Linked DNA regions of Homo sapiens: region 2 is linked to region 1. Evidence: read pairs that join two places in POLR2A ChIA-PET (ENCODE). Cell type or tissue: HepG2. All regions are shown on one strand. Each heading gives the region's core, and the rest is flanking DNA. Links, peaks and the distances in the headings are about the cores only.

Region 1 (16,553 bases), core at 6,740-14,739:
TCTCTGGGAGCTGGGTCAAGGCAGAGGAGTTGAAAGCCAAACACAGACAGCAGCTGTTGAGGATGTAAAGTCTCTGGGCAGAGTGGATAGGGAGCTGGGTGTGGTCACCCAGAAGCCAATTTCCACCCCACCCTACAGACCTAGCGACTGGGGCTAAGAAGAACTTCCCGTGTTGCATTCCAGCCCTTCTGATTGGGCTTAGTGAGACTGCCAAAGACTGGCTGCAAGCTGCCTGATTGCACTGCATACACCTCCCTCAATGGTGTCCCGGCTGGAAAACACTGAGGCTTTTAAGAATACCACGTCCAGATGGCCAGGATGCAGGACTGACCTGCAATTGCCACACTGGGCACCAGGTACAAGTAGATTTCACTGAAGTCCTCGAGGGACTGAGTGAAACTGCTGGGGTATGCGGGTCTTTCCTATGTTGCACAAATCAGTGCTGAGCTGCATAGGTGACAATGATCACTTCCACAATTTCCCAGAACATTTGTCAAGAGCCTGAAAGGGCTGCATCACTGAGCAGGGAATCTTCATTATTCATTTCAACATCACTTTTCTTGGAAACCTTGACTACTCCGCTCTCCAGAAATAATCCATCAAACTTTTCTCTTCGTTGAAGTCATACTGCAAAAACTCCCATAATCAAATTCCCCACATTAGGATCCCTGTTTATTATGTAACAACAGAGTCAAGAGGGAAAAGAGTGCATCAGACATTGACATTTTTTTTCTCTCTCTCTCTCTTTTAAGTTTTTGTCATGAAAATTTTCAAACACACACAAAATGAGAGAAACGTAAAAATGAACCCCCATGTACCCACCATCCAGCTTGGATAATCTCAACATACACCAATCTTGTTTCATCTATTGCCCCTCACCCCCACAACTATTCTTTTTTTTTTTTTTTTTTTTTTTTGCTGGAATTTTAAAAAGCAAATCCCAGACACAGCATCACTTCACTAATACATACTTCAGCATGCATCTCTAACTAATAAGGACTTTCCTTTTTTTTTTTTTTTTTTTGAGATGGAGTTTCATTCTTGTTGCCCAGGCTGGAGTGCAATGGCGCAATCTTGGCTCACTGCAAACTCTGCCGCCGGGGTTAAAGCGATCCTCCTGCCTCTGCCTCCTGAGTAGCTGGGATTACAGGCACCTGCCACCATGCCCGGCTAATTTTCTGTATTTTTAGAAGAGATGGGGTTTCACTATGTTGGCCAGGCTGGTCTCAAACTCCTGACCTCAGGCGATCTGCCCACCTCGGCCTCCCAAAGCGCTGGGATTACAGGCATGAACCACCGAACCCAGCCAGGACTTTCGTTTTTAACATAAGCTCTGTAGACACTAGTATTTATTTATTTGGTATCTATTGGTATCTATTTAGCATTTAGTATTAGTGGGAGCCATTACAGTAAGACTCTTTACACTGTTTATTTCATAAAATCTCAGCTCAGCAAAGAAACACCCTAGAAATTCACAAACTCCCCAGGAGAAAGAAAGAAATGCCCGGGCCCTAACAACCTTGCTATTTGCATTTTACTCATGAGGAAAGGTGCTTAGCCAACTCGAGGTAAGCTGTGGAAAGGCTGCAGTCCAAGAGCCTTCAGAACTTGAAACAAGAGGCATGTCAGAGCCTGACTTTGCTCCATCCCCCCTGAGTAGTCAAGGTATTAAAAGAGCATTACTTCCTCATTTGCAAACCACCTTTTTTTTTCAAAAAAACCACTTTACACCTATCATTTGAAGTTATATTGTCAAGATAGAAACACACTTCTCGGGAAGATAGTACCTTGAAAGTAGAAACCATTCAGCAAAAAAGTTTTTGAAAAATCCAATGTACATTTCCACTAATCAGGCTTGTCTGTGAATGGAGCAGAGGGAAAATGCTGCTTCACACAAAAGCAATCTCAGTATAAACATTTCTGTTTGCTGTGCACTCTAACTTTGTCTTCTCTGTCCTTTATACATGAAAGCTCAGGAGATTTAGGCACAGCAGCTACATTGGGTCGACTTACCGAATAAAGGTGGGGACTACACAAACATGGAATTTGGAGTGAGCCTTTGCCTCAAGGACAGACTGATAAATCCATCCTGAGTCACAAAGATGCCACACAGGCTTTGGGCTGCTACCTTATGGCTGGACATTCTAACCCCAGGCTCCTAGATGCAAAACCCAAGTCAGCCCCCATATATAGTCACAACATGCTGTTGATTTTCCCTTCAAAAACTCTTATGCCTTCTTGCTGTTGCCCTCCTCCAGGTTCTCATCACTTTATGCAAGATTATGCCAGGGACTGGGATGTATTACACCAAGGAGTTGCCAGGAGCTGCAGTGTGGGTGAGGGCTATGCCTAACAAGAGGAACGGATGTTGAGATCTGGGCCAGCACTGCACAGAGCACTCACTAAAACTGAGCTGTTGCATATGCTTTGGTGGATGTTCCCTCTGCCTGGAGCACTCTGTAGATGTCTGTTTGACTTGCCCCTCAGCCTTTTCTGCTTCTTTCAGGTCTCTGCACAAGTATCCCATTCTTAAGGGGGCCATCCCTGGCCACACTATGTCAGACAGCACACCCACTGCTACTCTTGAGCCCTTTATTCTGCCTTATTTGCCTCTATCCTCCTTATCACAACCAGATAAAACAGATTTATTATTTGTTTTGTGTTTTGGTCGCTACCGTATCCCCTGCACCTAGAACAGTGCCAGGCATATGGCAAGGATTCAACACATTTTTGCAGAATAAGTGATCTCCTTAAAAACGAGATCTTGTCCTCTTCTTCTACCACACATGACTGATCTAAGCAGGCGCTAATTATGGAATGCCCCATTTTGGAGGAGGGGCTCCTCAGGAAATCCACAGGGAGATACAAACGGGCTTTCCAGAGCCAGCACTCACCCCAAAAATCTAACTGTTCTAAAAGGAATGTAGATTTCTTAAATCTGCATCATCTGTGACTGCTCCAGAGTTTGTGACTACCAGCTCCTAACCACGCATTCTGTTCCTATGCTTTGTTCCTGACCTTCAGGACCTTTGTGAAGCTTCCCGATGGCCTGATGGTAACAAACTCTCAAGCACATACACTTTAAGAATAATATATCCCTCTCAGAGCTACACCACTGAAAGGTGTTGCTTCAACAACAGAAAGATTTATTACTTTCTTCCCTCACAGAAAAACCGCAGGAATATTTCCTTCTTGACTGCAGCAGTGAGTTCCAAGTTTCATTAAAGAACCGGCCAGATGCTTCCTCCTAGCTTGCGTGGGAAGAAGTTAAGATAAAGAGCATTTGAAACTCTACCTCTGCACACCTGCCCCATACCTTATTCCCTTTTGACAGTTCTTCTTCCTGTTTCCCCAGGGTTGGGGATATAGAGCCATGTGACCTGCCTCCCCAGACAGCTGGGGCCCTGGAACCTCCCTGGCCCCTCACCCTCTGGTATTAATAATAGATGGCTCTTAGTGAGTTGCACATCTGCCATAAAGCAGGCACTACACTTTTCAAATTGTCTCAAATTCTTAACACCCAAACCGGAAAAGAGCTGTAATCTGAGTGTCTGCTGCTTGGACAGCCCTTGTAGTCATAACAGCAGAATCTATCCTTCTGCCTCTGTCACTGAAAAGCACCTTCCTCCAGTATATCTGCACACAGGGAGTAAGTTTCTTATTCCCAAAGCCAGTCCACACAGCAGCCTGTCCCTCTGCTCTTACCTGTCCCTAAACTCCACACTCAGCTGGGACCTCCGCTCACAGCACTGTGGGTCCTGCCCCAGGACTCAGGGCTGCCCTCTTCCCTTGACATGACACTGATGGTGGCCTCAGGGGTGTAGTAGGCAGAATAATGATCCCCAAAAATGTCCACATTCTGGAACCTGTGAATATCTTACCTTACATGGACTTTGCAGGTGTGATTAAGTTAAAGACCTTGAGATGGAGAGATGATCCTGGCTTATCCAGGTAAGCATGATGTAATCACAAGGATCCTCATGAGGGACAGAAGGAGGCAGGAGAGTCAGAATCAGAGAAAATGAGAGGATGGAAGCATAGGTCAGAGTGATGTGAGGCGGGAACCGAGGAACGCAGGCAACCTTCAGAAAAGGGCTAGAAAACTCCTTCTCCCCCAAAGCCTCGGGAATGAACGCAGCCCTGCCAACACCTGGATTTTAGGTCTTCTACCTCCAGATCAGGACAATAATGAATGTGTGGTTTTAAGTCACTAAATTTGTGGTAATTTGTTACACCAGCAGTAGGGAACTGATACAAGAGGTGACACAGGAATGACACATTGTTCTAGGTGCTAGAATAGAGCAGTAAACACAAATGACAAAAATTCAAGCCCTCACAGTGCTTACATTTTAATGGAACCCTCTTTTATGATATTCCCACTCAAAAGGGTTCACAATGTCTACCCCTCTTCCCCAAATAGGCTAATCTGTAATATATGGATAATCCACAGCAATACATTTTTCACAGTCTGAGTTACTCAGATAGGAATCATGCCACATAGTTAGATGATTCCCAAAATAATCCATAGTAGGCTTCATTTCTCCTTTTCTTATTCTTTTCAGGGTTCTTCCGCCAGCTTGAGGTCAACATATTCCTCCTCACTCTTCCTATGGTTTTCTGATCTCCTATGAGTAACTCTTAGATCTCTCTCTCTCTCTCGTTCTGTCTCTCTCTCTCACACACACACATGCACACACCCCAAAGACAATCATTCTCAACCTAATTCTGTATTAGTGAGGAGGTCTTTCTAAAGGCAACATATTCCATCCAACTAAATTAAAATATGACTTTGCTTTTGTTATTCAGAGTGGCTCCAGTCCCCTTTTTTTGGCCCCCCACCACCACTTATAGACTATGCCCTGGGCCTACCTGGCACTGGAAATGCTGCCCATCACTGTGCCTTTTTTTTTTTTTTTTTTTGAGACGGAGTTTCACTCTTGTTGCCCAGGCTGGAGTGCAATGGCACCATCTCGGCTCACCGCAACCTCTGCCTCCCAGGTTCTCCTGCCTCAGCCTCCCGAGTAGCTGGGATTATAGGCATGCACCACCACGCCTGGCTAATTTTGTATTTTTAATAGAGACGGGGTTTCTCCATGTTGGTCAGGCTGGTCTCAAACTCCCGACCTCAGGTGATCTGCCCGCCTCGCCTTCCAAAGTGCTGGGATTACAGGCGTGAGCCACTGGGCCCAGACCATCACTGTGCCTTTCTAAACAGAAGGCCTCCACTTGTGAGCATCACCCTGGCTATCCAGAGAACTGATAGAAGCTGAGTGGATGTGCTTTTTCGATACACTGAGCCACAGCAAATTCCTACCCAGGGCTTCCTCTCTACTAACAGTCCCTGCTAGAAGTGAATGAGAAACTCCCTTTTCCCCATCTATAGCAAGCCCTCTAGTGTCATGGGATTTTTCTTCTTTTAGTTACAGACAGGAATCCCCAAGTATAGGTACCTCCTTTTAATCATTTATAAACGATCCTCTCCTCCTCCTCTCTCATGGTCTTTTCCTAACAAAAAATGAGGACAATTCCAATTAAGCACAGGCACTTCAAGTGAATACTTTCGATTAAAACAAACTTTAACTCGGGCACAGAGGAATTTCAGAAGGAAGAATTGTTGCTGTAGACTCTGATTAAATTTGCCAAAAATAATAACGCTTGTGGTAGAGTAATTATTGTGATATAAAGAATAATACATTTCTTATATGCTGCCTAAGTACTAGGGACATGTGCTGAATATTTTACTTGTATTAGCTCATTTAATCCTCACCAATGAATTTAGGACTATTATTATTCACATTTTACATATGAAAAGATTGAGCTGTGAAGAGCTAAGAAAATTACTCCAAGATGACACTACTATTTAGTGGCAGAGCCAGGACTCAAACACAGGTTTGCCTGACAGCCAGACCCTAACCACCCTGCCATTCTGCTGTAGAATGCTTTTCCAGTTAGAAGCCTATCCAGGGTGGCACCTTCCATCTCTGTTTCCATTTTAAAGTGAAAATGCTGAAGGAGGAATGGAGGAAAAAAAGACAGGTTCATGACCAAAATTTGACCACTGTGAGAATTATGGATAGATAAGTAGAAACCTGAAAAGCCATGAACGACAACAACAAACTTTAAAAATCACATCGAATTGAGCAATGGTAAATGCAGAAATTTGGGATTTATGGTCGAAACTGGTGTAGGGACTGGTGGCAACATTTATTTGCAAAGCGTCAAGGACTGCCACCTCCATTTAGATGCCTTTACTACATGAAAGTCTAAAATACTCTAAAGAGAATCCCGGGAGAGGCTACAAGCCAAGAATCTTTGGCTTACAAAATAGTGGGGGCTGCTTCTTCCCAAGTTACCACGCACAGAAGCAAAACTTGGCAGTATCTGAAACAGAGGATTTTGATCCTGTTCCTACCATTGCTTCCAGAGAAGGAAGCAAAACAAACCACTGAGTTCTATCTACTCCGGCTCCTGAGCACCAAGACCCTGCTTGGAAGAGAATCTCACCTTGCCGTCTGCTCAGGAAAATCAGCCCCTCTAGAGGAAGCACCAAAAGACCTAAGTGCAGGGCTGGAGTTTCCTACCCCTTCTTATTTCCTGTGGAGTTCTGTTTCTTGAGGAAACTTTCCCCAAATAATCTAGCTGCCACTCTGACACCATTTTCATTGAGTAATTCATGGTGATGTCACGCCAACTAGGCACTAGGGGAAGCCCTGCTTTTATGGGTTGGCTCTTCATTTAGGAATTTTTATTTTTCTGACTTCCATCCCTTTTTCACTGGACTCCACTTTTTTTGAGGCAAGATGCCTGAGTGGTGAAGTGTTGCTTGCTTTTGAGAAAAGGAATTCCTTCTGGTTGAGAGGCAAATGGTTGAGTGAAGGCAAGATGCATGTCCTGTAATAGTACATCTTAATTGGAGAGCTGGCAAGAGAGGAAGGAGGTGTGGGCCTGCTGCGGGCTCTGTTATTCCTAATAGGGTTCATTGAGCTAAGCACGGAAGATGGGCTGGGGGCACTAGGACTAACAGCCACCCCCTGAAGACACAATCACGCATGCCTGGGGAGCTGACCACCTCCTTTTGACACCTGGACAGCCACATCTAACCCACATCCCCACGTTCCCGCCTTGCCTCTCAGCTGCTCTGTGCAGCAAGACAGCAAAGGCAAGTTTGGCAAAGCTCGCCTGTAAAAGCCTAATCCAAACAGCATGTCCGCTGAGCTCAGCGGGGTGACTCATGTGCAGTGATGTGTGAGGCCAGCGAGCAGAGATTAGGATCTGGCCCGCCCGCCAGCCTACCTTGCACTTCCTTTGATCAACTCTGATGGTTTTTAATTCTGCAGAAGCAGCTTCCTGCCAGCAGCAAGCAGCTCTCAGTGGCGGCTGGAGCTGCGTCTGTGCTGACCTACTTGTCAGTGGGGAGGGAGGCATGTGCTAATGGCACTGGGACATCCCGGGCTCACAGGCTACACGGAGCGAGAGGGCAGCCTCTTTTGCTGAGGTGCCCATGGTGACATCAGAAGCTTGCTCCTCAGCCAACACCAGCAAGGCCATGCGTGTGAGCAGCCTGGGCTCTGAACGTGCTGCTGGTATTGGTTAGAATCACGGGGTAATCAAGAAAAATGGGACTCTCCCTGGGGGACTCTTTTTGGGAAACTGGGGCATCTCTAAGGACGCCATCTGGCACAAAATGAAGCACTCTCTGGGTTCTTCAGAAGTACTCTTTTACATCTGTTTTGCTTGAAATGGAACACATTCGGAGTATATTACTTTTTTGAACCGCTCCTTCCCTGCTTGGTTGGAATGCGTTTGCCTCTTGATTCTTCCAAATCCCCTCGATTACCACTGCCAAGCAGAGCACCTGAAATCTGGTCTCCTGCTTTCTCATTCCCTCTCTTCCACGTCTCTCCTTTCTCTCTCTTTTCTCAGGAAGGATAGCAGTGATTCTAATCTTGGCTGCATGTTAGCACCACCCTGGGAAGGGGCTGTGGTTAAAAAAAATTCCCCAGTCCCAGGCTCTGCCCCAGATTAATTCAGAGTCCTGAGGGTAGGACCAGGCATTAGTACTGCTTAAAGCTCCTATTGTGGCCAGGCGCGGTGGCTCATGCCTGTAATCCTAGCACTTTGGGAGGCTGTGGCGGGCGGATTGCCTGATCTCAGGAGTTCGTGACCAGCCTGGGCAACACCGTGAAACCCCATCTCTACTAAAATGCAAAAAAATAGCCGGGCATGGCAGCACGCGCCTGTAGTCCCAGCTACTTGGGAGGCTGAGCCAGGAGAATCGCTTGAACCTGGGAGGCAGAAGTTGCAGTGAGCTGAGATTGCGCCATTGCACTCCAGCCTAGGCGACAGAGCGAGACTCCGTCTCCGAAAAAAAAAAAGAAAAGAAACGAAAAGAAAAAAGAAAAGCTCCCATTGTGCAGCCAAAGTTAGAAGTCATTGGGATCTTGGGGTTGTAGGCCATCAGCCAAAAGCCCTAACAATGGTTCTTATCTGTCCTCCCACCACCATTCAGAAGGGTCTAAGAAGTGATGTGTACTTTAACCACTTAAGGCAAAATATTATCTGGATGGGATAACTAGCCTACATATTAAGAAGAATTTCTTATTCCGATTAAAAGTATTTACCGGCTAGGTGCAGTGGCTCATGCCTATAATCCCAGAACTTTGGGAGGCCAAGGCAGGAGGACCGCTTGAGCCTAGGAATTCAAGACCAGCCTGGGCAACATAGTGAGACCCTTGTCTCTACAAAAAATAAAATAAAAAATTAGCCCAAGCATGGTGACGTGTGCCTGTGGTCTCAGCTACTCGGGAGGCTGAGGTGGGAGGATAGGATCGCTTGACTCTGGGAGGCGGAGGTTGCAGTGAGCCGAGATCACACCACTGCACTCCAGCCTGGGCCACAGAGGGACACTCCGTCTCAAAAAAAAAAAAAAAAAAAGTATTTACCATCCAACTGAGACTTAGCACAGACAGTGAATATGCGTGACTGAAATACAAAATAGATGAGTCTTAACAGACAAGTAGGGAATGATTCAGTACACAGAGCATGATCAACTGAATGGAAATTTCTGGAAAGCAGGTTTGTCTGTGGTGATGAAGGGTTGTGGGTAGGGCAATGAATAAAATAAAGACCCCTAGTTATATTTTAATTTCAGCTATAGAAAACTAATGCAATATTTGGGATATATTTATAATAAAAAATTCATTGTCTGAAATTCAAATTTGACGGGATGATCTGTGTTTTGTTTTGTTTTGTTTTGTGTTTTTGCTAAATCTGGAAATCCTAGTTTGGGTGGCAGGCTAGAGAGGAGAACCTCAGGCATTTGAGGGAGTGGTGGGTCTCATCTGTGTGGAACTGTCCCCCAGGGGCTGCAGGGAAAGCATACAGGCATTTGGGGTTGTCCCAAAAATTAGGGGTTGCTAGTGGCATTTGGCAGATGTGGATCAAGATGCTAAATATAGTACATTAGGTATAGTTCCAATGAAGTTTTGTTCTAATGAAGAATTGTCCCATCGTAAACACCAATAGCACCTAGACCAGTGCCACCTGCTGTACCATTTTACTGAGGACTGACTCTATCAGCCTCACATAGTTGATTCCCAGAAAGCAGTGCACCAGCTAGTCAGAGAGCTTCAGAACCTGCCCTCAAGGGAAGAGACAACCAACGTCCCAGGTATTTGCCCCAAAGCCTCCTATGGTCCAAACCAAGGCATATAGCTGGTCCACTGAAATGAACCCCTGAAACGAACTGCAAGCCTTCGAAGCTTACTCTGAGTACCACCTCCTTCAGGAAGCTTTCTTTTGACTGCTCCAATTTTCACTAATCTGTCTGCTCTGAGTACCACCTCCTTCAGGAAGCTTTCTTTTGACTGCTCCAATTTTCACTAATCTGTCTGCTCAATCCCTAAAACTCTTTTTCTTCTAATTTAACATTTGAACATATTCTGCTAATAGTTCCCTGTGTGCTAGCCTGTGAGTTTTTCTCTCCAACTAGCCTGGGTACTCAGGAAAGTGAGATCAACTTCTGGGTGGCCTTGGGTGTAGCTGACCTGTGCAAATAGGGGAGACAGTTGACATACAGATGAAAGGGGAGATGGGAAGCCATACAGAGGAAGGAGAAGATCAGGAACCAGAGATAAGATAATTCTGTAAATGGATACTAAATTGAAGTCTGGGCTTCCTGACAGCTCAATCAAAAAGTGAAACACAATTGGTTACATCACTCTTACTGTCTGAAAAAAGGAAGCAATATCAGCTCATGAGGAAATGTAATCTTTTCCCTCATGCTAAATTGTAAGTGAAATTTATTACATAGATCCTAAAAGACAGGATTCTGAGAAACAGAATGAGCAATGACTCCAATTGAGTTTTCAGAATATACAAAAAGGGTTTGTTTGTTTGTTTGTTTGTTTGTTTTTCTGTGATTACCCTCTAAGAAAGTCAGAACTGGTGGGAAGCAGTGGCTCACACCTGTAATCCCAGCACTTTGGGAGGCCGAGGCAGGCAAATGGCTTGAGCTCAGGAGTCCGAGACCGGCCTGGGCAACATGGTGAAACCCTGTCTCTACTAAAAATACAAAAAAAAAATTAGTCAGGCATCATTGTCATCCCAGCTACTCGGGAGGCTTAGGTAGGAGGATCACTTGTGCCCAGGAGGCAGAGGTGGAGGTTACAGTGAGCCGAGATGGCACCACTGCACTCCAGCCTAGGTGACAGAGCGAGAGACCCTGTCCCAAAAAAAAAAAAAAAAAAGAAGTCAGAACTCCAGTATTGAACCTTGGCTCAGTGCAAAAATTTTTATAAGGAATTAAGCTAATGTATTCTAAATATATTGGTTTCTAGTGATTTTTATTAATAAACGTGTACTCAGGAGTTTTCAACAGCCCAGAGCTGTTATGAAGCCTTCATATGTGGCTCCCTCAGGAGCTTCTGACAGCCTTAAGGAAAGAGTGGGGGTGGAAGCTAAGTTTGTGGTTAGGGGTAGAGGAAAGAATGGGAACAGACACACTCTACTTGTCACCCCACCCTCCTCTCCCCAAGCTAGAATCAGACAGTGGGAATTATGCACCCTGCCAAGAAGGCGCTTCCCAGCCACATCCCCAGTAAAGGAATAGAGGAAAACAGGATGTCACCAAGGGCCCACCCCAGGATAGGATCGTGAGAATGACTTGAGAGACTCCCTGATGGTATGGATCACCTTCTAATGAGGGCTACACTTTGGGTTAGTTTGCCTCTCCTCCAAAGGCAGGGAACAAATAATTAGATGACTCAAAACAGAGTTTCCATTTTTTTGTTTGTTTTATTTGAGGCCCAGGGGCTGTGGGTTGTTGATTAACACACATGTCCCTCTCCGTGCCCACCCATCCCCATCTCAGGTAACACCCCTAGGGCTTGGTGGCTAGCTGTGGCAAAATCATGGTGAGTCTGTAGATTATCAAAAATCTAAGCAGCAGGCCTGGGATGAGAGGTCAAGGCCAAAGGTACAAACCTCTGGCACGGGCTTTTGTCTTTTGTGTTTTCAATGGCAGTAGCTTCAATTTCCTTCCTGCTGGTGTGAAAAGGATGACTGGAGCAGGCAGGGCTGATCCAGGTGCAGGTGGGGAGGATCAAACAGCCTGCCCACTGCTCCCTCTCCTCTCCTCACTGGGGCTGAGGGAGTCTCCTGTGGGAGAGAGGGGGCCATCTTTCCTTCGTCCCCGAGGAGAGGTCAACCTGATTGTGCTGCCCTTGCTTGCCTAGGGCAGTTGCTTCTCGGGTTGGTAGATACTGGGCTTAGTGCTGGAATGTGGATACTGGACTCATTTCTGATTTTCTGGCTCTTCAGCAATGTTGACCCAGGCCCTCCCTATCACATGGGATTAGAGGAAGGAGGTTTAGGTAGAGTCATTTGTGGTTACTCAGCATCTGAACTCCCTTCACATGTTTAGGACATTTACCTTTTTATGAATCTTGGTGTCCTAAGAAAGAGCCCTAAGGACCAGATACTCTCTTATTTTATTTCATCTTATTTTATTTGAGACGGAGTCTTGCTTGGTCACCTAGGCTGGAGTGCAGTGGGGTGATCTCAGCTCACTGCAACCTCCACCTCCCGGGTTCAAGCAATTCTCCTGTCTCAGCCTCCTGAGTAGCTAGGGCTACAGGTGCCCACCATCACATCCGACTGATTTTTATATTTTTAGTAGAGATAAGGTTTCACCATATTGGTCAGGCTGGTCTCGAACTCCTGACCGTAGGTGATCACCCACCTTGGCTTCCCAAAGTGCTGGGATTACAGGCATGAGCCACCACGCCTGGCCCAGATACTCTCCTTTCTAGTCTCTTTTAAAGGTAGGATATGGACACATAACCGAGACTTGGCCAACAGGTGCAGCTGCTCCAGAAGGAATCAGAAATTACTGGCACCAACAAATACGGATCCCTTTTCACAGGAAACTGCAGGGCAGCAAAAATATACAAGCTCCCAGTGCAGTGGTGCTTATGGTGGTATCCAGTGTCTGCAGCTGAAGAGGGTGACAATGTAAGTTGTGGTCCAGCACTGGGCAGTGGCAACAGTGGTATCATCATCTTAGGCCCTGTGCTGTGATTGTACCTATAGCCTTGGCTGTGATCCTGAATTTCTGGTTCCTGTGTTTTTTGAGCCTATTTCTCTAGCCTTCCCAGTTTTTCTATGAGTTGCCCAATAGCATTTCAACAAATTATTTTTCTGTTTAAATCAATCAGAGTTGGTTTCTGTTGCTTGCAACTGAGAACCCTGATTCTGTCTAACTACAACTGGCTTCGGTCAGTCATTTGCAGATGCTTTTTCTCTTTCGCTGCCTGCATTCTTCATGCCTCTGCTCTCCTGGCAATTCCTCAAGTAATCCAGAAAAGGAGGAAAGAGCATGCAGAGAATTTGACCACAGCTGGGAAGTGAGCCAAGAGAACACTGAAGAACTTGACTATTAGATCTCCTACTTTGTTAGGTGGGGTGAATGCAATATTAATGAGACAGAAGGCTGTGAGCTGTCTGTCATTTTATTTTTTTATCTCTAACTTGGTTATACAATGATACAATTATTACCTATGGTACTTAAAGGCCTATGAAGGCATGGACCAAGTCTCCCTTGTTTGCCCCAGTATCTAGGTCATACTAGGTACTCAGTAAGTAGTAGTAGGGGATGATGATGGAAGTTTGAGAAACAGAATTCAGGGAAGAGAAGCTTAATATATCCTTAATGTCTTTAAAAAAAGAATTGTCTCATCTATGTGGGAGCTAAAGATTAAGGTCTGCAAGTCGAGCCAACACTGCGAATATGTGGTGGTGTTGATTGAGGAGCAAGAGCCTGGAGCTTTAGCCATCAGACATTCAAAAGCAGAAATGACATTCTCCCAGACAGACAGAGCCTAACTTGGGTCTAGCCCAGACAGGATGCCGGTCCATTTCTTCTTGGAAGGGGGCCCCAAGAATGCCTGCAAGCTGAATTGAGATGGATCTCCAAAAAGCATTTTGAATCAGTTTCAAATGCATTGGCAGTCTGGGGGAGTCAATGTGAGTCTAGATAACCAAGGGCAGGGTTTCAGCTCTCTTAAGCAGAAAATAACTTCAATGCATCTCTTTTTTTTTCTTTTTTTCTTTTTCTTTTTTTTTTTTTTTTGTTTTTCAGACAGAGTCTCACTCTGTCTCCCAGGCTGGAGTGCAGTGGTGCAATCTCAGCTCACTGCAATCTCCACCTCCCGGGTTCAAGCCATTCTCCTGCCTCAGCCTCCCAAGTAGGTGGGACTGTAGGCACCCACCACCACACCTGGCTAATTGCATCTCTTGTAGTAAGCTTAGTTTTGAGTAACACTCTCACCTGTCTCATCTGGATTTGGGTCCTTGAGGATGCATAGTTCCAAACTGACTCAGGTGCTAATTCTTGTTCATGGGATTAACTAATGAACCCTTACCTCAGGCAGGCCTCTTAATTACGTTGTTTAAGTTCTCATTTCCCAATTTTAAAATCCCTGGTTTCAAAATATAGGGTTTGAATTACTGTGCTCACCAATTTCTTATCTAAAATGTGACAATTCCTATTACTTCCCTTAAGGACAAGAGTATAGGCATGAGCCACCGCACCCGGCCTAGCAGTGGTAAATTTAAAAAAGGGAAAATAGGTCGAGTGCAGTGGCTCATGCCTGTAATCCTACCATTTTGGGAAGCCAACGTGGGCAGATCACTTGAGCCCAGGAGGTCGAGGCTGCCATGAGCCGAGATCACACCACTGCACTCCAGCCTAGGTGACAAAGTGAGATCCTGTCTCAAAAAAAAAAAAAAGATGGGAGGATGCTGACATCCTGTGACTTGTAAATACAATCTGACCTGGCACAATGGCTCACACCTCTAATCCCAGCACTTTGGGAGGCCGAGGCAGGCAGATCACATGAGGTCAGGAGTTCAAGACCAGCCTGCCAACATGGTGGAACCACGTCTCTACTAAAACAGGCATGCTGGTGTGTTTCTGTAGTCCCAGCTACTTGGGAGGCTGAGACATGAGAATCACTTGAACCCAAGAGGCAGAGGTTGCAGTGAGCCGAGACTGTGCCACTGCACTGCAGCCTGGGCAACAGAGCGAGACTCCATCTCAAAAAATAATAATAATAATTAAATTAAATAAACAAATAAATACAATCTATAACCAGTTGCAGAAACTGTAAACTGCTTTTTATGCTCAGCTTTCTTTGTTGCTGGAGCTGGATTGCCAGGGAACCTACTTCTAGCCCAGGCTTATCTTTAGATTCATATTGAACAGGAGAAGATGGTAAAGGGTAGCATGCCTCATACTGCCTGAGGCTGTTGGAGCAGAGAGCTATGAGATAGAACACACAGGCATATATTTTCTTTTAATTTTTTATGTACTTATTTATTTATTTTGAGATGGAGTCTCACTGTGTCACCAGGCTGGAGTGCAGTGGTGGGATCTCAGCTCACTGCAACCTCCACCTCCCCGGTTCAAGCAATTCTCCTGCCTCAGCCTCCCAAGTAATTGGGACTACAGGAGCACGCCACCACGCCCAGCTAATTTTTGTATTTTTAGTAGAGACGGTGTTTTACCATGTTGGCCAGGATGGTCTCAATCTCTTGACCTTGTGATCTGCTCGCCTTGGCCTCCCAAAGTGCTGGGATTACAGGCATGAGCCACCACGCCCAGCCACACAGGCATATATTTTAACTGTGCTGTCCAACTGGGTTTTAACATGTAGAATCTATGGCAAGTTGCTTTTGCTCAGTAAGGGTGCTGTGACTCTTTTTGTCCTGGGATTCAAGTGATAAGCAGATTTGAAGGTCATAAGTGACAGCAGACAGGATGGTCATCTTATTTCCTCTGCTTTCTCCCTGGAGAGGGGCCAGAGGACTCCAAAGAAAAGAGAGATGGGAATGGAAACAAACGAATCCCAGCAGGGGAGCAGGGAGGAGAGACGAAACGGCAGCCGACTTGAGAGCTCAGCTGCCAGCCAAAATCTGATGCTCTGCATTGCTCTGCATAAAGGAGCCCAGGCTTCCCAAATCCAGGCGCCCCAACATGATTGCAAAAGCCACACCCATCAGCCCACAGAAAGCCAACACTGCTGCAGAACCAGTGAGACACCTTGGGAGGCTGCCCGAGTTTCTGGAGATATCTGTGTAAAAGCTGCTTTCCTCCCTGGTGGATGCTTGAACCCCAGCAAGTGGTGGCGGACGGGACCCAGAGCTGCCATACCAAGATGGAAAAAAAAATTTTTAAGGAAAAGTTAATTTCAAGAATTATGTTCTCAGTTTTGTTGTAGGGCTAGTTGCCAATTCCTTTTCCCACTGGCAGCAGGCAGGGCTGACTGAGCCAGCACACAGAGGCTTCTCAATGAGCTTTGATGTCAACAAAGGTAGGCAGGGCAGGCCCCGGTGGAAAATTGTGAAGTCAGCAGAGTTATCTCCGGCACTCCTCCCTTCCCCTTGCTTCCCCTTTCTCCGCCCATTTCCCCCTCTCTCGGCTTCCAGCTTCTCATTTCCCAGGGGACCCTGTAATGTACGAAAACCCGATGTCATAAGATACGAGGGGCCGGCTTGTGGCTCCAGCTATCAAAGTCTGCTTTTTCTTCCCAAGTCTAAAACAAACAAAGGCATGCATTCCATACATTTCCTAAGAAAAGAGAGGGCACACAGAAACGTTGTCCTTCGTGTTCTCTCAGTTAAACCCCAAGAGTTTGGAGCCTCAAGTTTAAAGCTGTCCTCTTGCCTCCTGGGGTTTTAAGAAGATTCAAAAGTGCCTCAAACCAATACAGCTGCTTGGTTTATGGCTCAAATTTAAACCACAAATTATAAAATGATAAATTGCTGCTCAAGTCTCTTCCAGGAAAGACTATATTTTCAGATTAAGTTACAACCTCATGGACGTATGAGTGAGTCTAGCTGCTGACTAACTCTCACACTCATTTTCCCGCTGGAGATTTTTTTTTTTCTTCATGAACATTCACTGTTTCTAAATGCTTTAAACAAAGAAAATGACCGAAGGCAGGAAAAACATCAGGGACTTCTTAACCCATGGAGCTTTGTGCTTTATTATG
Region 2 (16,553 bases), core at 4,208-12,207, 80 kb after region 1:
ATTTTTTTTCTTTTCTTTTCTTTTTTTTTTTTGAGACAGAATCTCTGTCGCCCAGGCTGGAGTGCAGTGGTGCAATCTCGGCTGATTGCAACCTCCGCCCTCTGAGTTCAAGCTATTCTCCTGCCTCAGCCTCCAAGTAGCTGAGATTACAGGCACCTGCCACCGCACCCGGCTAATTTTTTATGTTTTTAGTAGAGACGGGGTTTCACCATCTTGGCCAGGCTGGTCTTGAACTCCTGACCTCATGATCCACCCTCCTTGGCCTCCCAAAGTGCTGGGATTACAGGCATGAGCCACTGCACCTGGCCTGGAAGCCTACTCCTTTTATTTATTTTTTTACTTTTTTGAGACAGGGTCTCGTTCTGTCTGGCTTTTTTTTTTTTCAGACACAGAAAGCCACATAGAACAAATTTAAAGCTTGGTAAATTATTATGAAATGGACATCCTTGTAACCACAGTCTAGAACAAGAAATAGAAGTTAGTCACTTCAGAAGTCCCTATAGGTACCCATCCCATTTACAGTCTCTTTCCTCCCAAATTGTCTACTCCTAGCTTTTGTAGTAATCACTTCCTATTTCCTTATGGTTTTATCCCCTAAGAGTCCATCGCTAGACACTAGAGTTTAGTCTTCCCTTTTTAAAATAAAGTATTTAAACTGCATCTTTATAATCTAATTGTAAAGGAATGAGAAATTACAGTGTATTAAAAAATCACTAATATGATACTAAAAGCAGTTATTTGGAAACTCAAGGCCCTATATAGCTAAAAACATGGTTTCAAAACATGAAATAATTTTTAGACAATTATGTTAACTTTTCTGGTTTTTTTCCTTTTATACAAATACCACAAAGCAGAAGTGTACTTTAACTTTCTTTCAATACCCATCTTTTTTCCAAGATAATATGTTGTATTTCTTTTTATGTCGGTTATCATTTGTGAAGGGCTTTTTCAGTTTCTAAAACAGATATTCATGATCTGATTTAATCCTCACAGCAGTCTTGTAGGCATATTCTTCTTTCCATTTTATAGATGAGGAAATGATAATGTAACTAGTAGGTGGTGAAACTTTGATCGGACCTTTGATTAAAAAGGATTTCCTCATAAATGTTTTTCAAACTTTAGTTATCTGAGTACTGCCTTCATGATTTTCCCAGTCTCTTAAAACTATTACTATTTTACTTAATAATTTTATTTAAAATGACTTTTAAAAAACTGATAAGATTGGCCAGACACGGTGGCTCACGCCTGCAATCCCAGCACTTTGGGAGGCTGAGGCCTGTGGATCACCTGAGGTCAGGAGTTCAAGACCAGCCTGACCAACACGGAGAAACCCGGTCTCTATTAAAAATACAAAATTAGCTGGGCATAGCGACGAGTGCCTGTAATCCCAGCTGCTTGGGAGGCTGAGGCAGGAGAATTGCTTGAACCCAGGAGGCGGAGATTGCAGGGAGCCAAGATCATGCCATTGCACTCCAGCCTGGGCAACAAGGGCAAAACTCAGTCTCAAAACCAAAAAAACAAACAAACAAACAAACAAAAAAACCAATAGACTTCATTTAGAACAGTTTTACATTTGCAGAAAAATCGAGTAGATCATACAGAGTTTCCACACACACCCCCCATTCCCTTATTATTAATATCTTATATTAGTATGGTACATTATAATTTAAAACCCAATAACACATTGTATTAACTAAAATCCATAGTTTATTAAGATTTACTTAGTTTTTACCTAGTGCCTCTTTTCTCTTCCAGGGTCCCATCCAGTTGTCATATCTCCGTAGGCTCTTGGCTATGACCATTTTTTCAGGTTTTTCTTGTTTTTGATACCTCGACAGTTTTAAGAGCAGTACTGGTATATTGTAGCAGCTTTGGTGTATCAGATATATTGTAGAATGTCCCTCTTTTGGAATTTGTCTGATGTTTTGGGGAGGAAGACCACAGAGGGAAAGTGCCATCCTCATCACATCAAAAGAAGTATATGTGAGCAACATGACATCATTGATGTTGTTGAACTTGATCACTTCACTGAGGTACTGTTTGTTAGGTTTCTCCTTTGTAAAATTACTTTTCCCAACCCCTTTCTGTACTGTACTCTTTGGAAGGAAGTCACTATGCACAGCCCACACTTAAGAAGTGGGTGTGGAGTTATGCTTCACTTCTTGAAGACAGTATATTTACATTTATTTAGAATTCTTCTGTTCCCTTAGATAATTTTTTCAGTCATTTATTTATTTCAGTATGGACTCATGGATATTTTGCACTTTGGGTTAAGATCCAATACTATTTTATTTATTTTGTTATTCAGATTGTTCCAGCTTTGGCCATAGGTTGGCTCCTATGTTCCTTTGACATACTCCCACCTTTTTAAAAATAAAAACTCTTTTGAGAACTTCCTTACTTTCTGGCACTATAGAATAATTTAGTTTTTAGAGATTTATTTTAAGATTAATTTTATACCACTCAGTAGATAGAAAATCAGTTTATGGAAAATACTTGTGTTTACCTTAAAAATTGGTTATGTTTAAATATTAGCAAAATGTTAGAGAGGTATTAGGAACTGAGACTTTCTTCTCAAAGTAATCAGAAGGTCCATGTAATCTTCTGTCTCTTACACACTTCACTGGAGCATCCTGTCTCCTTTGCAACTATAACTCTTTTTAGTATTTGCTTTAACATTGATTGAAATACCTATAATGTGCTTGGTGTACCTACCACAGTAGATAGTGTGGAACATATAAAAGTATGAAATATGGTCTCCCATCATGAAGGGGCATACAGTTGGACTTTGTTAAGTCTGTAAGCATGGCTGAAAAAAAATCACATACTCCTGTGTGTTGTACAAAATGGTAGGGGTGTGAGGCTTATATGAGTTTAGGAAAGGAAGGGTTCTGTGTTGAATAGAATAAAAGGAAGAACTTCTTAGAGGTTAAACCCATCGTAGATCCTGAAGGTAGGTTATTGGGTAGGGGGGCGAGGTCATTTCTGATCAGAGACTGATTGAACATTATCTACAGAACAATGAATGAGGAAATTGGCTTGGGTGGAATCTTGTGTTGCTATAAACTGGAGTAGTCGGAAATTGTCTGAACCTGTGGATTAGTCCCCTCTGTAGTTAACAAGTGTGATATGCCTAAAGTGGTCATTTCTAATTATGAAAGGACTTGGATGTTTTAAACCTGCAGATAAAATGTCGTTAGAGAGGTTGAAAACTTTATCCTTCCCGGAAGGTTTCATACTTTCTTATTGAAACAGTGACATTTAAGTTGGGTAACTTTGTTCCTGTTACTGCATCGTGTGTTGCCAATGTTTTAAGTAGGGTAAAATTTACCCCTTGTCTTGGTGGGTAATGTAAACTTAGCCTGGCAGCAAACGTAGTATTTTCTTCCCAGACACAAAATAACCCACTTTCTTTTTCTTTCTTTCTTTTTTTATTTTTCGAGACAGTTTCACTCTGTCGCCCAGGTTGGAGTGCAGTGGCGCAATTTTGGCTCACTGCAACCTCTGCCTCCTGGGTTCAAACGATTCTCGTGCGTCAGCCCCCCAAGTAGCTAGGACTACAGGTTCATGCCACCACGCCCAGCTAATTATTTATATTTTTAGTAGAGATGGGGTTTTGCCATGTTGACCAGGCTGGTCTTGAGCTCCTGACCTCAGGTGATCTGCCTGCCTCAGCCCTCTAAAGTGTTGGGATTACAGGTGTGAGCTACCGTGCCTGATCCCCACTTTCAAATTGTATGTAAATATATGTAATGGCTTTCTTTAAGCCTTGTGGTACTCAGCTGTTTTGGAGACTTTCTGATCATCTGTTAAGATAAAAATGTTTTTGTTGATGGTTTTTAATTTCCTAATGAAAAATTTCTAATTTGTATTTTACTTTCAAAGTAATGCATGCTATTTGAAATTTGAACTAGTGTATATTTAATATCACCTTTAATGAATTAAATATTATACTTCCATATTTTAATAGCCATTTAAAAGTTTTTACTTAATTCCTTCAGCGTTTTAAAGAAAAGGACAGGAAATACATTAAAAGCAAACTCGGCAGTAGATTTTTTTTTTTAGCAATACATGTTTCATTGCATGAAATAGAATATTTTGTTAATGTTTGAGACCATTTAAAAAACCTTCCCTTCCTCAGCTAGTCCCTGCTAAAATTCTTTCTTAATTTCTTTTAATTTAGATCTCTTTTCTATCCAGTTAACAGATAAAATGGCATGACACCCACAGATACACTTACTGTATGTCCACATTATTCACTGCTACAGTAAGGCAGATAGTCCCCTTCATGCATTTCTATATCTTTATCACATTTTCCAGTGTTTCTCCCAGGGCACCACAGTACCATTTATTGGGTAGGGCATGAGAATATAAAAGTATACCTGTGGATATTTTAAAAGTAACTACTAGAGAAAGAGGAATTGGCAGTATTGTGTAGTGATAAAGCACTTGACTAAGAGTCTGAAAACCTGTATTCCAGTCCTGGCTGTGCCCTGTGTTCTGTAATCTTGGAAGCCAGTTTTTGCATTCTCATTTGGCTTATGTGATCTCTAAGTCACTTTCCAAAATTATATCATTTGTGCCATGGTTCTGCAAACAAATGAGCATATTAGTGTAACATAGTATCAATAATGAAATATTGGAATAACTCTGCTTCAGTTGTAAAAATGTTAGAATCTTACAGCTTTGCCCCCACTTCTTAAAAATGTAAACTTTTAATTGAAGTCTACCTTAACGTACAGAAAAAGTACACTCATGATAACATAAAACACAGATCACAAAACATTACCAGAATCCCAGAAGCTCCTTGGTGATGCCTTCTGGTCACTACTACTCCCCCTCCCACATCTAAGGATGACCACTCTCTTGACTTCTAACACCATAGGTTAGTTTTGGCTGTTTTTGGAATCACACAGTATGGCTTCTTGTGTCTGGCTTCTTTTGCTCAGTATTATGTTTGTACAATTTGTGTAGTTACATTTCCATAGCTATGTGGAGTTTTATGAATATATCATAGTCCATTTACCCAGTCTCCTGTTGGACTAACCATGAAGAAAAAATAAAATAAAATGAACTACATTAGGGTTAAGAAATTCTGGTAGTTTAAAAATACTTAATGATTGAATCTTTCCATTGCATACTTTTATGTACTATTTACATAAGCATTCAGATTGCAGATGTGTGCCTCAACTTTGTTAGCCTGTTGTCTCCCTTTTTCTTTTTCGCAGCAGCGATATGAATCTTTCCTTGCTTCCTTGACTAGAAAACAAGAATAATTTTCTAATGGTTTTAAAAGCATGGAAAAAATAATGGCAATAATTTAATATTTAAAATTTTTAGGTCTAGGAAAGATACAAGAATAGTTTACATTTATATTTTACAACTGGCTAGAAAGTACTTTTGTGTTTTCTTAAAACATATAAAATTAAGGATATTGATGACTTGTTTAGATACATCAATTTAAGTTTCTTTTATGCAGTTATAATTTGTAAGCTGAATGTATAGGATTTTAAAATTAATTCCATCAACAGTTACTGAGTACCTATTATGTGTGTAGTCAGAGAACTTTGTCTTATTGTGTATATCAAATATTATGGTAAACGGTGGGTAACACATATGTTTTGTGATCCCCCAATTTTTCCTAACATGTCAATGAAAACAAAAATGTAGAAGTTTAAAACATTTTACTGTTTTAAATTCAGTCATTTCTCTGTTAACTCTTTCTTAAGACAACAGCTTGGGCGGGAGTCACAGATCACTGACAAGATGTCAGATAGTGGATTCGGTATGAACTTAAATAGAAAAAAATTTATGTCTAGTACATTTACTCATATGAATATCATCCAAAGTATAAAAAATTAATGGTTTTAAAAAATGGACTGTTATTTGATGCTTACCTGAGTTTTTATTATAAGGCGTTTGTATATTTGAATAGGCTAGGCAGTTATTCCCAACTATGTAGCTTTTTCCTTTACTTTGTTTTCCTCACCTACTTATCCTAGAGTTTACAGCGGATTTTTTTTTCCCATTTTTTAATTCATTGAAAATGAATGTATTGCTAAAAATGAAGGATTTGGGCTAAATATTTAGTGATTAATATACCCTTATTGATCTATTCTGGTTAAAAAAACAAACACCTAATACTTAGTGGATTAAAACAACAATTTTGTTGTTATATCCAGCATTATTGTGGGTCAGGAATTTGGGCAGGGCTTGGCTAGGCAATTCTTCTTTTCCACTAAGGATACATGGTGATATGCAGCTGGAGGGTCGTACCTTTTGCATGTCTGGTGCGTTAGCCGGGATGGCTGGAAGGCTAGGCTTAGCTGGGACTGTCAAACCAAGTATGTATCTGTGGCCTCTGGTATGGTGGCTCAGAGTAGTTGGACTTCTTAAAGGGCAGCTCAGTTCTCCTGGAGAAAGTATTCCAGGAAAACAGTCTTAGATTCTGCAAGACTTATTCATATCTAGTCTTGGAAGTTACACAACTTTTGTTGGTAAAAAAGCAAGTCACAAGGCCAGCCTAGATTCAAAGGAGAGAACTACATAAGAGCATGACTACTGGTAGGCGTGTTTCATTGGGGGTTCATCTGTGGAGGCTAGCTATACTACAAGATCTATAACTCTGCATGGTAGATGTAAAACTTTTTTTTGAGACAGGGTCTCTTTGTGTCACCCAGGTTGGAATGCAGTGGCGTGATTATGGCTCACCGCAGCTTCAACCTCTCAGTCTCAAGTGATCCTCACACTGCAGCCCCCTAAGTAGCTGGGACTACCGATGCACACCACCACGCCTGGCTAACTTTTATATTTTTTGTTGAGATGAGGTTTTGCCATATTGCTCAGGCTGGTCTTGAACTCCTGGGATCAAGCCTGCCTCAGCCTCCCAAAGTGCTGGGATTATAGGCATGTGCCACCATGCCCAGCCATAAAACCACTTTTTAACAGAATGGTATTCAAATCTTATAATCCAAGCTGATTTTCATAAAATCCAACTACTTTAATATTTTATGTACCTATAAAAGCTTCCAGGGTACTCTGCAAATTTATTTCATTTTCTCTTGAAGTGTGTTGGCCTCAGACTAGATTTTTTTTCTGTTTTATTATAAAAAATGTTTAAGAAGCAAAAAAAAAAAATTTTGCAGTGAATACCTAATTATCTACCACTAAGATTCTGTAATTAACATTTTGCTATACTTGGGTTACCATATATCTATCTGTTATCAACCTGTTTTCTGGTGAATTTAAAAGTAAGTTGCGGGTACTCAGATACAGAGTTAAATTACTTTTTTCTTCCAATCCAAACCTTAAAGGACGGTTAGAAAATATAAAGAATCTTTATTGCTATACCTTCTCCCTTTGAGAACTTATTTCCTTAGAACTTTTAAATCTGCCTTATCGCATACCCAGCCAAACTTTGGTTTAGTTTTCCACAACTCTTACTCCTGATAGTGTCACTAAGATCTTTGTAAGAAAAGGAGAAACTCATTTATCTTTTTTTTTTCTTTTTTTTTGAAACGGAGTCTAGCTCTGTCACCCAGGGTAGAGTGCAGAGGCACGATCTCAGCTCACTGCAACCTCCACCTTCTGGTTGAAGCAATTCTGCTGTCTCAGCCTCTTAAGTAGCTGAGACTACAGGCACCCAACACCATGCCTAGCTAATTTTTGTATTTTTATTAGAGACACGGTTTCACCATGTTGGTCAGGCTGGTCTCAAACTCCTGACCTCAGGTGATCTGCCTGCCTCGGCGTCCCAAACCAAAGTGCTGGGATTACAAGCATGAGCTACCACACCCGGCCCACTTCTTTTTTTTTTTTTTTTTTTTTTTTTTTTTTGAGATGGTGTCTTGCTCTGTCACCCAGGCTGGAGTGCAGTGGCGCGATCTTGGCTCACTGCAACCTCTGCTGCCCGGGTTCAAGCGATTCTCCTGCCTCAGCCTCCTGAGTAGCTGGGATTACAGGTGTGTGCCACCACACCTGGCTAATTTTTGTGTTTTTAGTAGAGACGGGGTTTCAGCATCTTGGCCAGGCTGGTCTTGAACTCCTGACGTCGTGATCCACCTATCTCGGCTTCCCAAAGTGCTGGGATTACTGGCGTGAGCCACCAGGCCCGGCCCATTTCTTTTTTAATTATAAAAACAATCATCCACAATCCTAGTATGAGTACAGCTACTCTCATTAATATGTTACCTGTTCTTTTTCCATTTCATATCTCTACAGTTGTTGCTAGTGTATGTAATTAAAACATGTTTTGAATGTGTGACATTTTAAAGATTATTATAGCCAAACAATGAGTGCTTGCTATTTCACTGAATGGCTGGACTGCTATTTTTAACCATGCCACAACAATTGAGTTGCTTTCTTTGCAATGGAGGAAAGCTATTGAACCAAATTAAATACTGCTTATTGTCTAAAATTGGTTATATCCAAAGTTTATCCTACCCCTCTGACTCACACCCTTAAGTAAGAGTTGAAAGTGATGAAATGGCAGAGAAACAAAGTAGTTGGAAGGAATAAAGATCTACTTGGTTCCTGGTTGATTTTGAAACTGCAAAAGCAACAGACAAGGAAGTTAGAAAAAAAATATACAGTTTTCAACTGTAATAAAACATTTTTGTTAAGTAAATTTTCATTTTTTTAACCAATATTCTGACAGTCAATATTCTCATAGTTGGACTGAGTAAATTTTTTATTTAAAGTTTACCTGCAGATTTAAGCATATTAGAAACCTTTGGTGTCAAGCTCAAGAGCTATGACATATGTATATTTACTATGAATTTTATTTGTTTTTGTAGTGGAACTTCTTTTTGAACTCTAGACAAACAAATTGTAATCTTAGGGATACAGTCCTCCTGTACTGAACAGGATTATACTTAACCCATCAAGGCAGTTGAGTCTCTAAGTTTTTTTTTCAGAGAAAGCAATTCTTGATTGTCAAGATTCGTTCTTCTCAGAATTAACCTTTACTGTAAAAAAAATTCTTATATAACCCACATTCTTCATGTTATAGATTCAGTACATTTCTTGTTTGGCCCTCTGTGGAAACAGATGGTTACTGTTTTTCATTTAGTAACTTCAGATACTTGAAACCTAATATTTGTCTTTTAGGCTTTGCTGTGTTTGAATTATGTTATTTACATAATGCAGACTTAAACGTAGAGTTTTCTTTGTGGAATACTGTACCCATGAAAAAGATGCTTTCTGAGGATTCTTAAAATATGCTTCTGGACTACATTTGGTCATGTTTGTGTGTCCACATATTCGTTGTCTTAATGAGTAGTTAGGTAATTTGAACTACATTGCTTGATTGCTGAACTGTAGTTTTTAGAGGATATGTCCAAATATCAGATCTGTCAACCAATATTATAACCAAACTCACTAGCAAAAATGGTCTGAATTTGATCTCCTTTTAAATATGTAGATTTACTTCTAAATATGTAGAAGACATGGGGAATTTGATCTGGGTGCTGATCATCTCACTTTTGGAACATCCGTAGGGTACTGGATTGATCCTGTGATTAATTTATGGGTCTCAGTCAGATATGGGGTGATCCTAGAAGTTTGTGTAGTCTGTAATGAAGTGGGCTGTAGAACAGGGGTCCCCAACCCTCCGGGCCACAGACTGGTAGGAACTGGGTCACACAGCAGGAGGTGAGCAGTGGGTGAGTGAGCAAAGCTTCATCTGTATTTGCAGCCGCTCCTCATCACTCTCATTACCACCTACGCTTTGCCTTCTGTCAGATCAGTGGCATTAGATTTTCATAGGAATGCAAACCCTGTTGGGAACTGTGCATGCAAGGGATCTCGGTTGCTCACTCCTTATGAGAATCTAATGCCTGATCTGTCACTGTTTTCCATCACTTCCAGATGGGACCATCTAGTTGCAGGAAAACAAGCTCAGGGCTCCCACTGATTCTACATTATAGTGAGCCATATAATTATTTTATTATATATTACAATGTAATAATAATATAAAGTGCATAATAAGTGTAATGTGTTTGAATGATCCCAGCCCTCCCCCGCTGCCCCTAGTCTGTGGAAACATTGCCTTCCACGAAACCTGTCCCTGGTATCAAAAAGTTGTAGACTGCTGCCCTAGAGTATTCCAGATATTCTGTACTTGAGAATTACTACTTGGATCTCTCATGTATATGGATCTTCCTGAGCCTGTCTGAAGAGAATACAGTAGTGGAGGAAAGGAGAATTAAATTTGCCCTATCATAGTTAGTTCAGTGTCAGCCTTTCCTACTCGGTTCCTATCCATACAGCACAATACAATTCCATACTAAAGTACAAGAGTCCTCCTTTAAGTACTGAAGATGCTTTACTTTGACCACAAGAATATTTGAATTTTGGATTTTAACCAGTAGTATGGTAGTGGCTTCTTTTCAAAATCAGTGAAATTTCTTTTTTTAATTTTAAAGAGAGGGGGTCTTGCTGTGTTGTCCAGCCTAGACGTGAACTCCTGGGCTCAAGCAATCTTCCCATCTCAGCCTCGCAAGCAGCTAGGAATACAAACATGCACTGCAGCACTTGACTTAGTAAAAACTTTTAATGTAAGGTATAATGCAGTTAACTAATGCTTGTTATGCGTTTACTCCAAAATTTAACTGAAACACATTTGCTTGTTTCATCAGTGACATCATTTACACACCAATGACTCTTGGCCATGAAGAACCCACAGTGAACATAGAAAGTTTAGTTGTAGACCTTTAATTGATTAATTGTAGCAGAAACGGCATCAAATAAGGAAGAGCCCCCTTCATAAGGAAATACAGTTGACCCTTGAACAACACCAGTTTGAACTGGGCAGGTCCACTGATATGTGGATTTTTTCAACCAAACGTGGATTGAAAAATACAGTATTCCAGGGATGCCAAACCTGTGTATACAGAGGCCTCAGTTTTTGTATATGTGGATTGTGCAGGGCTGACTATGGGACTTGAGTATGCCCGGACTTGGTATATGTAGGAGTCCTGTAACCACCCTCCTGCATGTCTGAGGGATGACTGTAGATGTCTTTGAAAAGGTCTACCTGAAGTTCTGTAAATCTTAAGCTTGCTTTAGTTTCTACATTTAATTTTTCTTTTAGATTTTCATAGATTAGAAAATGACATTTTGCATTTAACAAAATTTTAAAAAATCAAAAAGTTTATGTATGTGGTTTTGTTTTGGTTTTGGTGCAGGACAATGCATTGAAAACCCCTTTCTGGCTGGGTGCAGTGGCTCACGCCTGTAATCCCAGGATTTTGGGAGGCCGAGGTGGGCAGATTACTTGACATCAGGACTTCAAGACCAGCCTGGCCAACATGGTGAAGCCCCATCTCTACTAAAAATACAAAAAAAAATTATTAGCCGGGCGTAAGGGGCGCATGTCTGTAATCCCAGCTACTTGGGAGGCTGAGGCAGGAGAATCACTTGAACCTGGGAGGTGGGGGTTGCAGTGAGCCAAGATCGTGCTACTGCAGTGCAGCCTGGGCGACAGAAGGAGACTCCATCTAAAAAAAAAAAAAAAAGGAAAACTCTTTTTTGCCAGGAATAGCTGCTTTGAAAATTTCTGTATAGGAAGGGCTTAAGGGGTGGCAGTTTGGGTAGGGGAGTATGTCTTGAAGATTTATTTTGTTGCTGCACATTATTTTCACTCATAGTGTATGTCATAGATCATTGGAAACAGCAAAATTCTCAAAAAATTGTTTTACTTATCTATAATACGTGTATAACACATAATTGAAAAAATACCAGTTATCCATATCAAATTCAGGCATACTTTGTTTTATTGTGCTTCATACTCTTGCACTTTGCAGATACTGTATTTTTTTTTTTTTTTTTTTTTACAAATTGAAGGTTTTTGGCAACCCTGCATTGAGCAAGTGTATTGGCCCCGTTTTTCCAACAGCATGTGTACCCACTTCATCTGTGTCACGTTTTGCTAGTTCTCACAGTATTTCAAACTTTTTCACTATTATTATATCTCTTACGGTGACCTGTGATCCATTACCTTTGATGTTACTGTTGTAATTGTTTTGGAGTGCCATGAGTGACACCCATTTAAGATAGCCTACTTAATAAATGTTGTGTGTTCTGACTGCTCCACACACTGGCTGTTCCTCTGTCTCTCTCCCTCTCCTCAGGCCTCCCTATTCCCTGAGATAACAATATTGAAATGAGGCCAGTTAATAATCCTACAATGGTTCTTAAGTGTTCAAGTGAAAGGAAGAGTGCACGTTTCTCACTTTAAATCAAAAGCTAGAAATGATGAAGCTTAGATGAAGAAGGCATGTCAAAAGCTGAGATAGGCTGAAAGCTAGGCTTCTCATACCAGACAGCCAGTTGTGAATGCAGAGAAAAAGTTTCTGAAGAGTGCTACTCCAGTGAACATATGAATGATAAAGTTAAACAGCCTTATTGCAGATACGGAGAATGTTTGCATGTTCTGAATATAAAGTCAGACCAGACACAACATTCCCTTAAGCCAAAGCCTAATCCAGAGCAAGGCTCTAACTCTCTTCATTTCTATGAAAGCTGAGAGACGTGAGGAAGCTGCAGAAGTTTGAAGCTAGCAGAGATTAGTTCATGAGGTTTAAGGAAAGAAGCCATCTCCATACATAAAAGTGCAAGGTGAAGCAGCAGGTTCTGAAGTGGAAGCTGCAGCAGGTTATCTAGAAGATTTAGCTAAGATCATTGATGAAGGTGGCTGCACTAAACAACAGATTATCAGTGTAGACAACACTGTCTTATATTAGAAAAAGATGTTACCCAGTACTTTCATAGCTAGAGAAGAGAAGCCAATGCCTGGCTTCAAAGGACAAGCTGACTGTTGAGGGGGTATTGTAGCTGATGACTTTAAGTTGAAGCCAGTGCTCATTGACCATTCTGAAAATCCTAGGGCCTTGGGATTATTCTACCCTGCGCATGTGTATGCTCTAGAAATGGAACAACAAAGCTTAGATGACAGCACATTGTTTACAACATGGTTTACTTTTTTTTTTTTTTTTTTTTTTTTGAGACAGGACCTTGCTTTGTCACCCAGGCTAGAGCGCAGTAGTGCTATCATGGCTCACTGCAGCCTCAATGTCCCGGGCCCAAGCAATCCTCCCACCTGAGCCTCCTGAGTAGCTGGGACTGTAAGCACACCCAACCATGCCTGACTAATTTTTGTGGTGTTTTTTTGGGTTTTGTTTTGTTTTGTTTTGTTTTAGATGGAGTTTCACTCTTGTTGCCCAAGCTGGAATGCAGTGGCGTGATCTCGGCTCATCACAGCCTCCGCCTCCTGGGTTCAAGGGATTCTCCTGCCTCAGCCTCCTCGGTAGCTGGGATTATAGGTGCCCACTACCACACCCAGCTAGTTTTTGTATTTTTGGTAGAGACAAGGTTTCGTCGTGTTGGCCAGGCTGGTCTCGAACTCCTGACCTCAGGTGATCCACCCACCTCAGCCTCCCAAAGTGCTGGGATTACAGGCATGAGCCACCACTCCAAGCCTAATAAATTTTTTGTAGAGACAGTGTTTCATCATGTTGCCCAGGGTGGTCTCGAACTCCTGGGCTCAAGCGATTTGCCTGCCTGGTCCCAACGTGCTGGGATTACAGGTGTGAGCCTCTGCACCTGGCCTAAAGTTGTCTTCTTCTCTCCTTAGTCTTCTCTCTCTGTAGCCATGGAGAAGTTGAGTCATGTTAATTAACACACCAGTGATTTCTGATTATGGAGAAGATAATTTCTCAGCCCTATTAATAAAAATTACATTTTCATTTGAGAGGAGATAGTTTTTAAAATTATTTTATATATTTTAAAATCAAATGGCATATTTGCTTATTTTAACAAATTTTTTGCAAGATAACCCCTGTTAACAGTTTAATTTGTGTCTTTCCATATCGGGTTGACAAACTTTAGCACTTTATGGCAAAATTCACTGTTTTGTATCCTGTGAGCCAAAAATGGTTTTTATATTTTTAAATGGTTGGAAAAAATCAAAAGAATATTTCATGACTCATTAAAGTTATATGAATTCTAATTTCAGTGTCCATAAATAAAGCTTTACTGGAACATAGCCATACACATTTGTATAGTTAATATCTGTAGTTGCTTTTGTGCTGCCACAGCAGAGTCCAGTAATTGGGACAAAGACCTTTTGTCCTACAAAGCCTAAAATGTTTACTGTCTGGTCCTTAACAGAAAAAGTTTGCCAACCCCTGTTCTTCATGTACACCTGCTTTCTTGTTTGCTTTTTCAAAAACAGGACATAAACTGTACTGTGTAAACAGTGAATATGCATTATCTTTTGCTTACTGGAAACTAACTTAAAATATATATCCATTGATCATGCATAGCCCTCCACATTGATATATAGAAATATAACGGTTCTTTTGTTTGTTTTGTTTTGTTTTGTTTTGTTTTTGAGATGGAGTCTCGCTTTGTCGCCTAGGCTGGAGTGCAATGGTGCAATCTCGGCTCACTGCAAGCTCCGCCTCCCGGGTTCACGCCATTCTCCTGCCTCAGCCTCCCAAGTAGCTGGGACTGCAGGCATCTGCCACCACACCCGGTTAATTTTTTTGTCTTTTTAGTAGAGATGGGGTGTCACTGTATTAGTCAGGATGGTCTCGATCTCCTGACCTCGTGATCCGCCCTCCACCCCTTCGGCCTCCCAAAGTGCTGGGATTACAGACGTGAGCCACCGTGCCTGGCCAATATAATGTATTTTTAATAGCTGCACAGATTCCATATTTAGATAACATATTTCATTCACTTGATCCCATTTTGATAGGTCTGATAGGTTTATAGTTCCCTCTCTCCCTGCTACATACATTGTTGTGTCAAAGCATGTGTATTTTTCATTTTTGTAGTGATTACGTAAAGATTACTGTTCAGAACTGAGATTTGTAGCAGTTCACAAATGCACCACTACAAATGTCCTAACTTCCTAGCCATTATTTGCTATCATTTTTTTGTTTGCTCATAAGATCAGTAAAAATTATTTTTATTTGCAAGACCCTGTCAAGTAATGAAGCTAAATCATTTGAACCTGTAAAGACATGCTTTGAAGTAGCTGAAGTTTAACGATTATCTCTGTTTTGTTTGTTTTCTGTTTTTTAAGAGCTCTTAAATGTCAGTAGTTAGAAATTACAAATTTTACTGTAGCAGGTCATCTTTCTTCTCCTTGCTTACAAGGAAGTAACCATTTTTTAGTCTTTCCCCATGACAAGAGTACAATGTGAGAAAGTTTGCTCTGCTTAGCCCAGATCTCTAATGTATATTGAAAACATCCCCATGAAAACACATCTAGATACTGTAAGAAACATCTTTGTTTACAAAGACCATTACATTTTCACTAATCTTTGGACAATTTGAATAAATATGCATAATAGTCTCTTAAGAAATGCTGGCTCTAGGCTATATTATGAAAAAGTTGAAGTTGCCCTTATCACTCCAGACTCTTTTTACCCCTTCATTTGTGCCCTCATGTAGGTGATTATTCTGGCCTTTTCACATACTAATAATACCACTACGGGTTCTCCTTCCTTTACCCTTGGGAAAATTTAAATTCTATTTATACCTTCTGAGGGAATTTACCGTTTAAATTATGAAAGTTTTTCTTGCTTATTGAATGAGGGTTTTTTTGTTGTTTTTGTAACAGCTGTTTTGAGATATAATTCACATGCCATATGAATCACCCATTTAAAACATGTACTTCAGTGGTTTTTAATATATTCACAGAGTTGTGCACAATCCATTTTAGAATATTTTTACCACAATAAGAAGAAATCCTGTATCCTTTAGCAGTCACTTCCTGTTTCTCCCAATCCCTATAGTTTTTAGGCAGCTGCTAATCTACTTTATCTTACAGGTTTGCCTGTTCAGGACATTATGTAAATTGAATCATACAGTATGTAGTCTTTTGTCACTGGCTTCTTTCACTAAGTATGTTTTCAAGATTTCATCCATGTTGCAGCATGTATCACTGTTTCGTTCTTTTTTATTGGAGTAATATTCTGTCACATGGGTATAACCGTGTGAGCACATAACTGTTCAACATTTGATGGACATTTGGGTTATTTCTACTTTTTGGCTCTTATGAACAATGCTGCTATAAACAGTCATGGGCAAGTTTTTATGTGGTCATCTGTCTTTATTTCTCTTAGGTGTATACTTTAGGAGTGGCGTTGCTGGATTATATGGTGCCTCTGTTTAACCTTTTGAAGAACTGCCAGATTGTTTTCCAAAGTGGCTGTACTGTTTACATTCCCACTAGCAGTATATGAGGGTTTCAATTTCCCCTTATCCTCACCAACACTTTGTCATTTTGATTATAGCCATCCTGATGGTGTGAAGTGGCATCTCATTATGATTTTTTATTGTTATAAAATACACATAAAATTTATCATTTTAATCAATTTTAACTTTATAGTTCAGTGTTATTAAGCACATTCACAGTGTTGTGCAACCATCACCCGTATGTTTTCAGAACTTTTTCATCATATTAGTAACTCCTCATTGACCTCTCCTTTCAGTCCCCGGTAACCTCTATTCTCTCTTCTGTTTCAATGAATTTGCCTATTCTA

Evidence for each region. Peaks named below come from ENCODE experiments on the same cell type or tissue, not always from the same donor. Only the 100,000 strongest peaks of a DNase experiment are listed, where the experiment ranks them.
Region 2: POLR2A ChIA-PET joins it to region 1 with 13 read pairs; 10 of 35 experiments call an interaction of 5 or more read pairs at or near these places.

Annotation. Positions count from the first base shown.
Region 1 is chr2:42,125,912-42,142,464 of GRCh38, forward strand. EML4-AS1 (EML4 antisense RNA 1) reads right to left here. Exons shown (of 4, transcript NR_110584.1): 4 at 16,524-16,553. Among named protein-coding and RNA genes, the nearest start is that of EML4, 35 kb to the right of the region's middle. RefSeq lists enhancers at 1,740-1,949, 6,796-7,769, 7,770-8,741, 14,929-15,726 and a silencer at 15,298-15,592. In HepG2, for the core only: a CTCF peak has its summit at 9,532 (motif pointing left); DNase peaks (open chromatin) are centred at 7,350, 10,090, 11,410, 11,800 and 1 weaker place.
Region 2 is chr2:42,208,425-42,224,977 of GRCh38, forward strand. The region is part of intron 1 of EML4 (EMAP like 4); the gene reads left to right. Among named protein-coding and RNA genes, the nearest start is that of EML4-AS1, 46 kb to the left of the region's middle. In HepG2, for the core only: no CTCF peak of the experiment used is centred there; a DNase peak (open chromatin) is centred at 9,027.